Linked DNA regions of Homo sapiens: region 2 is linked to region 1. Evidence: chromatin loops called from intact Hi-C (ENCODE). Cell type or tissue: ascending aorta. All regions are shown on one strand.

Evidence for each region. Hi-C counts contacts between places; a loop is a spot of excess contacts. Peaks named below come from ENCODE experiments on the same cell type or tissue, not always from the same donor. Only the 100,000 strongest peaks of a DNase experiment are listed, where the experiment ranks them.
Region 2: it touches region 1 in a loop (3-fold over the local background); 6 of 110 quality-filtered maps call a loop at or near these places.

What each region holds. Positions count from the first base shown.
Region 1 is chr15:45,454,112-45,462,111 of GRCh38, reverse strand. The region is part of intron 1 of SLC30A4-AS1 (SLC30A4 antisense RNA 1); the gene reads right to left. It overlaps LOC124903483 (a long non-coding RNA gene), which reads left to right and starts at 5,604. Exons shown (of 4, transcript XR_007064616.1): 1 at 5,604-5,673; 2 at 6,988-7,095; 3 at 7,652-7,744. RefSeq lists enhancers at 2,505-3,083, 5,349-5,398, 7,244-7,744. In ascending aorta, CTCF peaks have their summits at 3,158 (motif pointing left), 4,044 and 4,323; DNase peaks (open chromatin) are centred at 3,141, 3,991, 4,381, 5,331 and 1 weaker place; H3K4me3 peaks cover 1,851 bases; H3K27ac peaks cover 792 bases.
Region 2 is chr15:45,184,728-45,192,727 of GRCh38, reverse strand. SHF (Src homology 2 domain containing F) reads left to right here and starts at 4,762. Exons shown (of 7, transcript NM_001394037.1): 1 at 4,762-5,274. The coding sequence starts at 4,777. LOC124903481 (a long non-coding RNA gene) reads right to left here. Exons shown (of 2, transcript XR_007064608.1): 1 at 6,270-8,000; 2 at 3,910-4,613. RefSeq lists a silencer at 4,818-4,867 and an enhancer at 5,782-6,334. In ascending aorta, no CTCF peak of the experiment used is centred here; DNase peaks (open chromatin) are centred at 4,130, 4,657 and 5,299; H3K4me3 peaks cover 2,849 bases; H3K27ac peaks cover 3,497 bases.

The DNA.
Region 1 (8,000 bases):
TGGTGGTGGTGGTGATGGTGTGGTGGTGGTTGTAGTGGCGGTGATGGTGTGGTGGTGGTGGTGATGGTGGTGGTGATGGTGTGGTGGTGGTGGTGGTGATGGTGTTGGTGGTGTGATGGTGGTGGTGGTGGTGTGATGGTGGTGGTGATGGTGTGGTAATGGTGGTGGTGATGGTGATGGTGGTGGTGGTGATGGTGGTGGTGGTGGTGATGGTGTGATGGTGTGGTGATGGTGGTGGTGATGGTGTGGTGGTGGTGGTGGTGGTGATGGTGGTGATGGTGTGGTGGTAGTGATGGTGGTGGTGATGGTGTGGTGGTGGTAGTGATGGTTGAGGTGGTGATGATGATGGTAGTGGTGGTGGTGATGTTGGTGATGGTGTGGTGGTGGTGATGGTGGTGGTGATGGTGGCAATGTGGTAGTGATGGTCGTGGTGGTGATGATAATGGTAGTGGTGGTGGTGATGGTGGTGGTGGTGATGGTGTGGTGCTGGTGGTGATGATGGTGGTGGTGATGGTGTGGTGCTGGTGGTGATGATGATGGTGGTGGTGATGGTGTGGTGCTGGTGGTGATGATGATGGTGGTGGTGATGGTGTGGTGCTGGTGGTGATGATGATGGTGGTGATGGTGGTGGTGGTAGTGGTGGTGGTGATGGTGTGGTGGTGATGATGGTGGTGGTGGTGATGGTGTAGTGGTGATGGTGGTGGTGGTGGTGGTGGTAGATGTCAACTGGGAGTACAGGGCAGGAGCAGCAGCTGTGACGGGGCTTGATGTGGATCAGCCTCTGGGCTAGCTTAGACAAGCTACCTCCGTTCCCACATTTGCACAGCGGGCTTCTGAGTAATATATTAATACAGTGTGATCAGCACATGACAAGTACTCAATAACTACACGTTTTCCCTCCACTCCTAACCCTCCCCATCTCCCAGGTATTCCTCCCCCAGCTAGGGTTAGCTGTCCTCCTCGCCAGATGGGTCCGTGGAGGCTCAGTGTTTCCAATAACTTTGCACCCTCTGCTGTCATGCTTATGCCTCTAGCTGGCAGGTACCTGGGGAAGCTGAAGCCTCAGGTACCACTTAATCTTAGCAACAATTAACGGCGAAGAAAGTGAGAGTTTTGTTCATTTTGGATACAGTTATTCTTTATAAACCAATGAAACAATAAATATGCCAGAAATTCCCAAATTATAGAAAAAATTCTATTCAATGAACAGAAGACAGCAAAACCAAAGAGGAATCATATTTAATAAATTCTGCTAAAAATATGGATGAATTGATGAGGAAAAATGAAAGTTGATTCATATCTTTCACTTTATGCTGGAACAAATTCTAGATTCCGATATTCTGTGGAACAGTGTAAAACACTAAGTAGGGGAGGCATAAAAAAGCATTTTGGAGCAGCCAGGTACGGTGGCTCTCAATTCTACTCCGAGCACTTTAGGAGGCCATGGAGGGAGGACTGCTTGAGGCCAGGATTTGGAGACCAGCCTAGGCAACATAGTGAGATCCCATCTCTACAAAATTTTTAAAACTTAGCCTGCCATACCTGTAGTCCTGACTACTCGGGAGACTGAGGTGGGAGGATCACTTGAGTCCAGGAGGTCGAGGCTATAGTGAGCTATAACTGCACCACTGCACTCCAGCCTGGGTGACAGAGTGAGTCTGTGTCTCTAAAAATATGTAAATAAATAAAAATTAAAAAGTTTTGCTCAAATACATTGGAAAAAAATCTGTATATGATATCCCTGTCTTGGAAATACACTGCATGCATTTGTCTCTTTTGTTCAGAGCTGTACAAGCCCCTAGTACCTCATAGTAGATGCTCAATAAATATTTTCTTCAATGAATAAATTACCATCGTTAAGGTTTTATAATTGCTGTAATAAAGGAAGGGATTTATTTTTGTCTAAATATTTTCCCAATTTATTTGACCATGGAACTCCTTCAGAAAAGTTTTCACACCCAAAGAAATAAGAGAAAATCAGTTTGGAAAACACTCTTCAGAAGAAAACAAACTTATCACAACTTGGAAAGAAATATATGTAATACTATGGGTAATAGAAAAAAAATGTTAGAGTTAAAAATGGAAAAGCGTAACCACAAGAACATTCAAGTATATTTCAAAAGAAAATAATAAAAATTAAGATTAAAAAATAGGCCGGGTGTGACAACTCACACCTGTAATCCCAGCATTTTGGGAGGCTGAGGCAGGTGGATCATTTGAGGTCAGAAGTTCGAGACCAGTCTGGTCAACATGGTGAAACCCCATTTCTACTAAAAATACAAAAATTAGCCAGGCATGGTGGCAGGCGCCTGTACTCCCAGTTACTCTTTAAACTGAAGCACGAGAATTGCTTGAACCCAGGAGCTGGAGGTTGCCGTGAGCTGAGATTGTGCCACTGCACTTACAAGGCCTGGGCAACAAAGCGAGACTCCAGCTCAAAAAAAAAAAAAAAAGAAACAAAAAAAAGTAACCATTAGAATGGAAGAAACTGTGACAACCTTGACAGATTAAAAAATTTACTAATATATAGAGATCAAATATAGTTACATAAAGAGAACATATTCGGCTGGTGCAAAAGTAGTTGTGGTTTTGGCATTAGTAGTAATTATGTAATTAACAGTAATGGCAAAGACCGCAGTTACTTTTGCATTTAACCTAATTGTCTGAATAGGCAAAGGCCACCTTGACCAGGCAGTGTGCATAAGAGGAAATCATTGTCAAGCATTTTAAAGGAAAATGTTTTGTTTCACTAATAACTAAAGAAATGTAAATTAATCCACTTTGGTACTACTGTTTTGCAAATGTTCAATCAACAAGCTCTTTAAAACCTACCATTTTGAAAGTCTACCATTGAATGACTTAGGAACGCATTTTGACGCGTTGTTGGGTGGCTATCAATTTAATTTGTGCAGTCTTTCTGAAGAACAATCTAGCAACATTCTTAAAATAGGGCATTAAAATAGTTATATCCTTTGGCCAAATTATTCCTCTTATGAAGATTTTTCCCACGGATATATTAAATTAAAAATAATTGCAAAAACCCAATTACTTTTGTACTAACCTAATAATTCAAGGGAGGGAAAAAACAACATCGAAGCAAATGTTTGCGTACGGCAAGAACACTCAGGGCGAGGAGAGGGAGGCACGCCCTCTAGTGGGGAGAATCCGAATTACCTGGAGGTGTTTTGGGGTTTGTTTTTTTGGTTTCGTTTTTTGCACCCTACACCTGCTTTTCTTCTTTCCCAAGTTTTCGATTTCTTCCCTCACTCTTGCCTAATTCTACTGGTTGGAAATCCCTTTCTACCATTCCATCTGTAACTTTTTTAAACTTTATAATTGAAGTGTTAAATTTATTTTTAAAATTTATTTTAAATATATTCCCAATCTCTGCCTTCATTCTCTAGGACTAAATGTACCATTATCCTGACATCTAGCACTATAAAATGTTTTTTCTGTTTTGACCTTTATATATGATTATGATTATTTTATACCTGGCTTCGTTTGCTCAACATTATGTTCATAAAATCCATCCATCCATATTGTTGCCGTTTGTAGCTGCAGATTCTGTTGGCTTGTCTGTTTTTCCGTTAGATATTCCACTGCATCAATATACTACCATTTATTTTTCCAGCCTATTCTTCGTGGGCATTTGAATTGTTTCCAGTTCTTGCTATTACCTGCCAATAATGCTGTTATAAGCAATCTTGTATGCTTCTTAGTGTCCATGGACTCACATTTTTGTTGAACATATATCAAGAAGTGAAGTTGCTATGACATAGAATACGCCTATGCGTTAACTGTTTTCTAGATAATGCCAAACAATTTTTCAAAGGTATAGCAATTTGCACTTTCTCCAGCAGTGTATGAGAGTACCCGCTGCCCCCATTTTTGCCAACTTGGCAGGCTGCAGTGCAGTGCATCTCATTGCGGTTTTATTTTGCATATTTCCCTTGGGCAAATTTAAAACAACTAAAGTGAGTGGCACGCCCTCTAGTGGGTAAAATCTGAATTACCTGAAAGGGTCTTTACAGCGTATACAGGCTTCCTGGGCTTTCCTCCGCCTTGTCCTCCACCAGTAGTCTCGAAGAATAAAAAGTTGAACATCTTTCATATATTTATGGTGCATTTGATATCCTCTTTTAGAAATTGCCCCTTTAAGCCTCTTGCTTATTTTTCTACTGATTTTTTAACAGCCCAATCGCTAAGATTTTTTATATTAAATTGTAAGAGTTCTTTATAGATTCTGACAAAGTGCTTTATTAGTTACATGTGTTTCTGCGCACGCCTTTCCACCTATAACTTAAATCAGCTGATTTTCACCTCTATTAACACGAGTCTCAATCCAAGTTCAATTTTGTCATATTCAAAATCGACCAGGAGATGGCGCCCTAGCCTTGCGTCTGAGCCTTCCACAGGCTGTGCCTGAATTTAAACTAAACCTCCCAAAATATTTTGTAAGGGATGCTAAAGAGATATTAAACTTTCAACCACTACAAACAGGTAGTATATAGCTAGAGCTGGGCCTCTTGGTGAGAACAACATATTAATCTTTTAGGGGAAAGTGACTGCTCAAAATAAAGAAATAAAAAGATCTTTATCACAAGGCAGGAAGCTGGGGTGAGGTTGCCCAGAAACAGGTGAGGACCCAGTAGAATCCATGGAAACACCCTCTGAGAAGTAACCTGCGGACCGATTAAGACAGTGGCACTACCTCGCAGGCCCTGGGACGGCTGTTTCACTGTTTACAAGGGCACCTGCCAGCGAAGGGTCTCAGAAGAGGGTAGAACAGGGGTTTGGTATTTTTCCACCTCCCTTCCCTTAGTCCTCTTTTTGGTTTTGTTTTCATTCATTATATTTTGTGACTGCTTAAAACTTCTGTCCTCCTGCTTCCTCCCAGCACCCCCGCCCCCCTTGCTGAATGAATGAATGGATGGCAAGGTCTTAGCCTTTTGATCTTAGAAATCAGTGCACATAAACCCCACACTCAAAGGAAGACCCCCAGGGAGAGCCCTACGTGTAGAGGAGGCTCCTCCAAGAGGGGGCTCGGGAGGGGGCTTGGTGGGCTGGGCTGGCCTGGCCTGTGCGCATGAGAGAAAGGAAAGGCATCTGCTGCCGAGGGCCATGAACAAGGGGCCGAGGCACACTGTGGGCATGGTGGGAAGGCGACCTCTTTTCTCCAACTTTCACAAGCGCCTGGCAGGAGCCACTACGTGGACATCGTGAGTGGTTCATCAGCAAGAATACAGGAACGTCAAGCCACAGATTCCACTCATTTCCTGAGGTAGCCAAGACAGGGTTTTTACCGCTATGAGTCACCACCCTCATGCCTCCAAGGCCTAGTGCAAAGACGAGCGCATGTGGAATGTGGTGAATGACGTCATCACTGCTGTTCATTCTCACTGTCCAGAAATGGCTCCAGGCTGAGTTGCACCCTCAAAGCTTTCCTCTGTTTCACCTCTGTTCAGACCCAATGCAGGCCCCTTGCAGCCCAGAGGAATAAAGAGATGCCTAGAAAGAGGCCGTGGCCACTTGTTCTCTTTTGTTTTCTTCACTGCGGAGGACTGAGCAAGCCCACTATCTGAGCAATGTGGAAATTCCAGCCCTCACAGGGCTTCACACCTTCAAGGGGAAGAACATTGCGCCATGAAACTTCCTTGCTCTAGGCCTGCCAGGGTAGGTGTCCGGGGGCTGGGTTCTGGGCCCGCACCAGGTCCCCAGGTCCAGGCCGCGAAAGAGCGGGTCTGCTGAGTGGGAGGGGCTGCCTGGGGCCAGGCTCTGCTCTCACTGGGGCTGACCCCACACAGGGATTCTGAGGCCTGCTGCCCACAACCTGCTGCCCAGACTGATGGTGTCCAGACAGAGGGAGGGTGACAGATGGATGCTGGGAGAGGGTACACAGCCCTGTGAATGCATCTCTTGGAGTCTGGGGTTTGGTGCCTCTTCCTTTCTTCCTGGTGCTAATGGTTTGCTGGATTGAGTTTGTACTGCTTGCAAGAGCTAATTGTGGAATTTTCAGAAATTTTGCAAAGCAGTTATTAAATTGTCATCATTTTAAAAATTAAATTATAACAACTCATGAGAAAATAAGTTTTGTTTTTGTTTTTGTTTTTGGGACAGTCTTGCTCTGTCGCCCAGGCTGGAGTGCAGTGGCACAATCTTGGCTCACTACAACATCCGCCTCCCGGGCCCAAGCGATCCTCCAACCTCAGCCTCCCGAGTAGCTGAGATTATAGGTGCATGCCACACACCCGTCTAATTTTTTAATTTTTAGTAGAGACGGGATTTCACCATGTTGCCCAGGCTGGTCTTAAACTCTTGAGCTCAGGTGATCCTCCTGCCTCAGCCTCCCAAAGTGCTGGGATTACAGGCGTGAGCCACCATGCCCGGCTGAAAATAAATTATTTAAAAAGCAATGAATACTGAAAACATATCACTTCCTAATTCTTCTAGTATGTTTTGCAGTTATAGATACGCTTGAGGCTACTCGTGTCTATTGGGTGTAGGGTGGAACTATCGTACGGCAGGTGCTGCTGCACACCTCTTCCCATTCTGCCTTCAGTAACATCTTGGTAGTAGCCTGAAATTGCCCGTGGTGGGAGTATTTGTGTCATAGAAATCAGCTAATGCTGCACTGCTTGCCCCCAGAGCCTGTTGTTATCCATTTAGCAGCACAGCACTGCACCTGGCCCACAGATCCCAGAACCTGAATGTGCAGCAGCTGGGACAGCCAGCCCCCGGCTTTCCACCTGCTCTGCCAACTCTGGACCTTTTTCTCAGCCAGACCAGAGGGGAGGGAAGCAGGAGCAGGGAGGCAATGGGAGGGAGAGGTGGTACCATGCCCAGGAAACACCCTTGAGCCCACCCAGGGCACAGCTGGGAAGAGCCTGGCTCACTTACAGGGTGGGAGGACTGATCTGGGGGTGGGGAGGAGGCAGGGGAAACCTGGGTTATGAGGAGGGTGACAAGGTTCATCTGCAAAAATGAAAGAAGTTCAGTGATGGAGCTGAGGAAAAGTGCGGCAGGCTGGCAGCAGGCCTTGTGACGACACAGCGGGGAAACCACAGGATTCTGCATTCTTCTGACCACAAGAGGAAGGTGAGCCAGAACCCAGCAGAAACGAAACCCCAAGGCGCTGGGCTGTTAGTAAAGTGCTGGCGCCTCTCCCAGGCCCCTGGTCCCCCTGCTGGGTAACAGCACAGGAGAAGAGGCAACAGGACTCCCGGGCCTGAGGTGGCCCTCCCAACGTGTCCCCAAACTTCCTGGCCACTTGATTCTCTGCCCCCTCCTTAACAGTTGTTTCTCCAGGTCACCCCCAGCCCTCCTCTCCACATCTCTGTGTCTTCTCACTCACACCTAAGGCTTCCAGCACCTTCTGGTTTATATATCAAGCTGGATGTCCCATGGGCACTCAGACTTGTCACCTCTCCTCCAAACCTGCCCCTCCCCTCCGATCTCATTTCGGGGACAGCAGCAAGCACCAGTGGCCAAACCTGGACGGTCTCCTTTGTTCAGCGACCTTCACGGCCCAGGGAGCCCCGCTGCCTCCTCCACACCCTGGGCTCCCCACATCCCTCCCTGCCTCAACCCAGCTCCCAGGCCTCTGAACACAGCTCACAAATGGAAATGACTTTATATTTTTGTTTTTTTGTAGAGATGGGATCTTACTATGTTGCCCAGGATATTCTCAAACTCTTGGCTTCAAGTGATACTCCTGCCTTGGCCTCCCAGATTGCTGGGATTACAGGTATGAGCCACCACACCTGGTCATGAAATGATTTTTTTCTTTTGGGTGCACTATGTCTATGACATTGCATTTACTAAACAGTAATTTCTCTCACCCTTCTGAAAACAAAGTTGTATACACAAATTCCAACCAGAATTTCATCCACTAAACACTAACTGAGCAGTTACTATGCTCAGAGTAGCTGAGCAGTTACTCTCACGTGCTAGGCATGAGAGCTGCAAAGGTGAACAGAGCCCGTCCTGGCCCACTTGCTGGG
Region 2 (8,000 bases), 270 kb after region 1:
ACTAAAGGAACATAACAAACAGATGAAATGGGGAAACTTAATTAAATCTGGAATCAGGGCCAGGCGCGGTGGCTCACACTTGTAATCCCAGCACTTTGGGAGGCCGAGGAAGGTGGATCACGAGGTCAGGAGTTCGAGACCATCCCAGCTAACACGGTGAAACCCCATCTCTACTGAAAATACAAAATTAAAATCAGCCGGGCATGGTGGCGGGTGCCTGTAGTCCCAGCTATTCAGCAGGCTGAGGTGGGAGAACGGCGTGAACCCGGGAGGCAGAGCTTGCAGTGAGCCCAGATTGCACCACTGCACTCCAGCCTGGATGACAGAGCGAGACTCTGTCTCAAAAAAAAAAAAAAAAAAAAAAAAAAATCTGGAATCAGAAAAAAAAAAAACTGTAGGGAGTTTCTTTGAGCCTACTCTGGCTCAGGAGGCTGCCTGAAGGAAAATTTAAAGATTTTTCAAAAACAAAATAAAAAAAGAAAAAAACTATAAAAGACACTTTCAGGAAAAATCAAAAAATTTAATAAGGATTGTATGACAGACAATATTATTAAATAAATATTAAATTTCCTAAATGTGATAATGATCTTGTAGCCTGATAGAATTCCTTATTCTTTGGCAATGCCTGCTAAAGTGTGTAAAACCAAAGTGTCATGATATTTGCAACTTGTACCAAATGGTTAAGAAAATGAAAGAAAAAGGAGAGGAATAAGGCAAATATGGCAAAATTTAAAAAGAGGTGAATCTAGCTGAAGGGTAAATAGGTTTACACCACACTTACTTTTTTTTTTTTTTTTTTAAATAGAGACAGGGTTTCCACCGTGTTGCCCAGCCTGGTTTTGAACATCTGAGTTCAAGTGATCCGCCCACCTCGGCCACCCAAAGTGCTGGAATTACAGGCTTCAACCACTGTGCCCAGCCTCCAGTATACTTTCTTTGGATTTTTCTGTAGGGTTGATAGTTTTCCCCAAAAAAAATTTGGAAGAAAATAAACTTACATGACAAAAATGGGGAAATTATCATACAATGTTAAGTTAAAAAAGATATAAAATTATGTGTATACCACAATTATAGCTATATAAAACTAAGAATAAGAAAGACAAATTGTCTTTATCCATTTCAACGTTTGTTAAACCGATGCCATGTGACAGGCTCTGCACTTGGTGATGGGAGCACCCATGCTTCCTTACAGAATCCTGATACTATGGCGAACTGCTTAACATGCAAGAATTTGAATCTAGGCTGGGTGCAATGGCTCACACCTGTAATCCCAGCACTTTGGGAGGCCCAAGCGGGAGGATCACTTGAAGCCAGGAGTTTGAGACCAGTCAAAGCAACATAGCAAGAACTTCGTCTCTAGAAAATAAAATACAATAAATTAGCCAGGTATGGTAATGTGCACCTGTAGTACCAGTGCTTTGGGAGGCCGAGGTGGGAGGATTGCTTGAGGCCAGGAGTTCAAGACCAGTCTGAGCAACGTACTGAGGCCCCATCTTTACAAAAAATTAAAAATTAGTTGGGTGAGGCGGATCACACGCGGGAGGTTGAGGTAGGAGAATCGTTTGAGCCCAGAAGTTCAAGGCTGCAGTGAGCTATGATTGTGCCACTGCATTCCAGCCTGGGTAAGAGAGTGAGACCCCATCTCTAAAGGAAAGAAAAGGTAAACAGAATTTGGATCTAGAAAATTCCACCCAATTCTCAGAGGACCCTTGCTGTGATGGCCTCACCTCTGTATCCTTGGTTCCTATCAAGCTGCCTGACTCCATGAGGTGCTCAAACTGCCTGCTTTTAGGAGCTCATACTCTGGTAATGGAGGAAAGTACATTAGCAGATCTTTTAAAACAAGAGTAAGTGTATGGTGCACACAAGTTTTTATAATTTTAAAATTATTGTTTAAACCCTGCCTTTATGACATCTTCCCTCCTTCCCATCTTATTTTATTCCTACTCTTCCCATCATGAATACTCCCCTTTTTTATGGTGTGCGGGTTCCCACCTCTATGCCTTTGTCCAGCTAATGCCGACCTCCTGTCTTGGAATGACCTTTCACTCCTTTGCTTCATCTGTCCAAATCCTACCCAGCTCAGGTCTACCTCCTGTCCTGCATGAAGCCTGCAGACTTGATTGATTTCATTCCTCTGAGCTGTCAAGCAGTTTAACTCATGTCACACCTTCCACTGTAAGCATTTTACAGTTTTCAAACCTTTTTCATATTCATCACCTCCCTTAATCCTCACACAATGATTATCACGCCCTTTCCAGAGATCATGAAAGCAAGTATCAGTAGCATTGAGTACCTTCCCCAAATACCTGGCTACAGCCCACAACTATTGGATTTCTTATTAGTTACCTATCCATGCCCTCACACCTGGTGACTGTGGAGACTCTCTGATATACATTAACTGGACCATTCTTCTCTATTTATCATCTCTATGTCCAGCTTCGTTTTGCACCATTAGTCAATTTAACTGCACATTTTAAAAATATGCACGTTATTTTCTCTATTATACTTCATAAAACCAAGTTCAACATCAGATTCTCCAGTATCTCCTACAGTCCAGCTACTCAACATGTGGTCTGGGACCAGCAGTATCTGTATCACCTGGGACCCCACCCCAGCTAGACCTAGAGAGTCAGAATCTGTAACTTACCAAGATCCCCAGGAGATTAGTGTCCACATTAAAGTTTGAGAAGCACTGTCCTAAATACAAGCAGCACTGGCTTGATCAGAAGCACTGTCCTAAATACAAGCAGCACTGTCTGACCAGTGGCACAATCATAGCTCGCTGCAGCCTTGAACTTCTGGGCTCAAGCAATTCTCCCACCTCAACCTCCCAGGTACCTGGGACTACAAGCATGAGCCACCTCGCCCAACTAGAATTTGCACAAAGCAGGAACTCAACAAATATTTTGAGACTCGGGGCCCTGGGAATCCCAGGAGATTCACAGTTTTGCCATTACATCCTTCTTTACACCCCCCGCTTTGAACTCCTTTCCTTTGGGGCCTCTTGGCTTTTTGCGCCCTCAAAAGGCAGATATGGCCAGGTGCCGTTGGCTCACACCTGTAATCCCAGCATTTTGGAAGGCCGAGGTGGGGAATCACTTGAGGTCAGGAGTTCGAGACCAGCCTAGCCAACACGGTGAAACTCCATCTCTACTAAAAATACAAAAAATTAACCAGGTGTGGTGGCGCACGCTTGTAATCCCAGCTACTAGGGAGGCTGAGCTGGGAGCATTGCTTGAACCCGGGAGGTGGAGGTTGCTGTAAGCTGAAATCGTGCCACTGTACTCCAGCGACGGAGTGAGACTCCGTCTCAAAAAAAAAAAAAAAAAAAAAAAGGCAGACATGAACCTAGGAGTGCGGAGACACTGAGGCAGTGGGGGAAAGGGGGTGGGGTAAAGTGAGGTGAGACAGCTGCTTTCCCAGCAGAGCCAAGAGCAAATGTGTTGGTGTTGGCTTCAGGCCTACATTTATGGTGAGGAACTGGCTTTATTTCTTTCCTTTTCTTTTTTCTTTTTCTTTTTTTTTTTTTTTTGAGACGGAGTCTCACTCTGTCGCCCTGGCTGGAGTGCAGTCGCGCAATCTCAGCTCAATGCAACCTCTGCCTCCTGGGTTCAAGCGATTCTCCTGCCTCAGCCTCCCGAGTAGCTGGGACTACAGGTGCCCGCCACCACACCCGACTAATTTTTTTGTATTTTTGGTAGAGACGGGGTTTCACCGTGTTAGCCAGGATGGTCTCGATCTCCTGACCTCGTGATCCTCCCGTTTCGGCCTCCCAAAGTGCTGGGATTACAGGCGTGAGCCACCGCGCCCAGCCGGAACTGGCTTTATTTCTAAGACAAAAATGCCTAGCACTTGAGCATCTGAGCCTCAAGAGGATAAGGAGTTTGTGATAGACAACACTGGGACTGTTTCTAGACTTGATTTATTGACTTGTCTGTTTCCATTCTGTTACTAATCTGATTGACAATGAAGCCCGGGATGTGGCTGGAAGGGATTTCTGCGTGCGTGCGCATGCTATCGTCAGGGCCATGTGGGCCCGTTTGGAGCAGGTGCTCCCGTGGGTGGGGGATGTTTGAGCGAGGGCTGTTTGCGTGTGAGAAGGGCGTGTGTGAAAACGACACGGGAGAAGTGGGCGTCTCTAGGGAGTTGTTTGTATGTGATGTGAGATGTGTTTGCCTGGATCGGGAAGTAACGTAGGTTCGGGTATGTGCAGTGCGTACGGTTGGATGGGAGGAGGTTGTGGGGCTCCCAAGGTAGCACGGGAGGAGGAGGCTTACAGACACATCTTACAGAACCTAGCCCCTTTTCTTGCCCGCCTAGATTTTCCTCCTAGATTATAGTTTCCCAGTTGCGAGATCCTGGGAGAGGGAAGAGGAGAGGCGTAAGGCTCCCTAGAGTCAGGAGTCTGGGGGCTCCCCTCTTTGCGTCTCGCACGAGCTGGGAGCTGGGGAAAAGAACAGATGGGGATGGATGCGCTCCCCACAGGGGACCGCGTGGCGACACGTAAAGGATTCAACCTCAGTCCAGTAGTCGCATCCTCTGCCCCAGGGCTGCCCACTTCACTTCTTGCCTGTGCATACCGGCTGGAAGCCCGCGTACACTCTTCCGAGCTACGGGAGGAGGAAGACCCTGTTAGGGAGCGGAGCCCCGCCTCTCCCTTGTTACTGAAGCGCCCCGCCCCCTCCCCGCCCGGCGGAGCCCCGCCCCCCTCCCCACCCCCGCCCCCGCCCCCCACCCGCCGCTGCGCTCCCCTCGCTCAGTCTGGCTGGCCCCATGTTACTGAGCGGAGCTCCTCCGGCTGGCTCCCGCCCGGGGCCGCGAACGCAGGGGAGCGCTGGGGGCGGCCCGGGGGGGTCCCGCCGGGGCGCCGGGGGTGCGGGAGCCGGCCCAGGAGGGGGCGGCAGCGGCGGAGTAGCCAAGTGGCTCCGGGAGCACCTGGGCTTCCGCGGGGGGGGCGGCGGCGGAGGGGGCAGCAAGCCGGCGCCCCCCGAGCCCGACTACCGCCCCCCTGCGCCCTCTCCGGCCGCGCCCCCCGCGCCGCCCCCGGACATCCTGGCCGCCTACAGGCTGCAGCGGGAGCGCGACTTCGAAGACCCCTACTCCGGGGGGTCGTCCGGCTCCGCCGCCCTCGCCACCCCTGTCGCCCCCGGACCCACGCCGCCCCCGCGCCACGGCTCTCCCCCACACCGCCTTATTCGGGTCGAGACCCCGGGGCCCCCGGCGCCGCCTGCTGATGAGCGGATCTCCGGACCCCCCGCCAGCAGCGATAGGGTGAGTGCCGCGCCGGGCCGGGATGGCCAGGAGGGAAGGCGGTCAGGGGTCTGGAGGCTGCGAGAGGGACAAAGGTGGCCTGGCCCGGGCCCCTCGGTGTCTCAGCTTCTGGCAGACGCGAGCCCCTGACCCCGGGGTTCCGAGCCTTCACCCACCTTTGTTCAGATTCTCAACCGACTAATCTGAGACGGAAGCCCCAAACTCTGCCCCTCTGCCCTATCCTTTGTAATGGCCCCAGAACTGGTGACCCTCCCCCTCCCGGGCTGGCTCTCCACTTCGTAGCCCCCTCTAGCCTGATCCATGAGCCTTTTGCTAACGGGAATTGAGGCGCACCTCCCAACCCCCACTGGTTGATGGCCTTTCTGCCCCTCTGGAAGCAGCGGCTCAGTGCCCTTTGATCTCTGACCCTTCCCCCTGGGCATAGCCAGCACAAAGCTCTTCCCTCCTGTTGCCTCTTTGCTTCCTCCTCCTCTTCCTCCTCCTGTTTCTCCAGCCTAAGCATCCTTGCAGGTGCTGAAGCCCCAGAAAGGAGGTGAAGACGGGTTTCTCCTTGCGGACACAGCACGAGCTGGCCTTTGCCCTATAGGCTGTTGTTCTCAGGAGGCGAAGACAGGCAGCTTACAGCTCTTGCCAAGGGGGCTTCGTGGGGTCCAGGCCCACTCCTCCCTCCTTCCCTCGTCCTCTCAGGTATGAGGATAGTCAGTGCTCAGGACCTGTTGCCCACATGGGGCTAAGCAGCTGAGCCCATTCCTCCTCTCCTCCTGGCCTCCCTCTCCCCCTGGTCCATTCTGAGGGAGGCTGGAGCTTTTCCTGGGTCTGCAGGCACCAGGATAGGGAGGAGAACAGGAAATCCACCATGCCTCAGGGCCCTGCCCTGATTCGGGTTGGCCTTATCCCTCCCTGGCAGAGTGAGAGCTGAAAGCCATCCCAGGCCCCTAAATTCTGTGATGATGACTCTGTGGGCTGCCTTGGCTCTGCTGTCCTTCTTCACTCACCCCGAGAGCTCAGTTCTGGGGCCTGCCCCCTTCTCCTCAGCAGAGAAGAACATTTTTATTTGATTGGAGTGCAAAGTTGCTTTCCGAATCCGTTGGCTCCAGGATTGAGGCTTTTTAGCTGAGAGAGCGCCGTTCCGCCAGATTTCCTGGATGAGAGAGATCTGTCAGGGTCAGAGCAGAAGCCTCAGGAATGCAAATTATTTTTCCCCTAGTTTTTGCCATGGGGCATGGCTGCCCATCCTGGGCCAGGATACTTATTCTGCAGAGGAAGGTTCAAGGGCACTTCTCCAAGGCTGTGCTCGTCTGCTTCTTGTCCCCTGCTATTGTGTGATGTGATGGAGGTAGTGACAGTGAGACAGAGGAGAGGGATAGGCCCTGTTCTTCCCACTGACCAGTCAGTCTCCTCCTCTCTAACCACTGCCTGTTTGGCACAGGCAACATGGGCCTGAGCTGTCTTTGGCCCTTCTCCTCTCTACAGTGGCTTGGATGCCCTAACAGGCTGCCCACCAAGCCATGGGCTCCTCCAGGACACAGACCATGTCTTCTTGTGTCTCCCAAGTGCCTGACACAATGCTTGACATAAAAAAGGGTACATAAATATGTCCTGAATGGTGACTGTCCATTATCAGGGTGGCGTGAGGGTCGGAGACTCCCCTAGCCACAGCTTCCCTTGCACATTTTCCCAGACACCCCCAAGGAAGGGGTGCACCCACACAGTTCTATGCAGAGACTCACAGCCTCTTCTTGCCAAGGGCCTCCATGCCTCAGCTTGGGTCAGCTCTGTGATCTGTGTGCTGTTCAGACTTAGGGGCCAAGAGATGTCTGACTCCTTTGTCAGCTACAGGGACAGGAATGAAATCCAGCAGGCTCTCCCAGGAGCCATACAATCTGTGGTTTCTTTAATGGGTGTGATGAGAAAGACCCAGGATGCCATCTGAGTTGGCCCGGGGCAGGGATGCTATCTCTCTGGGCCCTGACCTGGGGCCTCCCACCATTTAGAGAGAGCAGCTCCCCACCCCTTTAGGAGCAGAGTTTGGGGTCTGAGTCTTCCCCTAGGAAAAGCTCAAACAAGGTACCTGAGTCCCTTACCCTAAACCTAAGAGATGCTGCTCCTGGATGTGAGCTGGCGCATGCCCCTGTGGCCCAGTGGAGCTGGTGTTTATGTACTATGTGGCCGCTTTCTCCCTGTTTTCTGTTCCTCCTTCTCTCAGGCCTTCTGGCTTGCTTTGAGGTCTCCTCCTGACATGTGATGAGGCCTGGGAACAGGGATGTGCTTTGTGCTGGCCTATTCTCTCCTCTGGAGCCCAGTGGCTGGGGCTGGGGGAGTCAGAACCCTCTGAGAAGGGATGGGTCATGAGATTTGATGAAATGGGTGGAGGTGTTTCTATGACAAGCCAGAGGGATTGAGCAGAAACCCAGTTAGTATGGGGGCAGGAGAGAACCAGGTCCTCGACAGTACCGAGAGGCCCAGGGGGTTCAGGACCATTAGCCTTCTCCCCATGTGGGGTTCTGGCTGCCAGCCCACCCTGGGACCCACTGCCGTAGTTGGCAGGGGTGCAGGGGTGGCCATCTGGGCAGGCCTGGCAGGGCAGGTGTGGGAGCAGCAGGAGCCGCGCCCTGCAACGGGCAGGCAGGGCCTTGCCATCTGGCCAGAGGAAGAGCTTCACGGTGCTGGGCCCTCGTCTGGCCCCCAGGCCATGCTCTGGCAGTGGGGGCTAGAGAGCTGGGCCC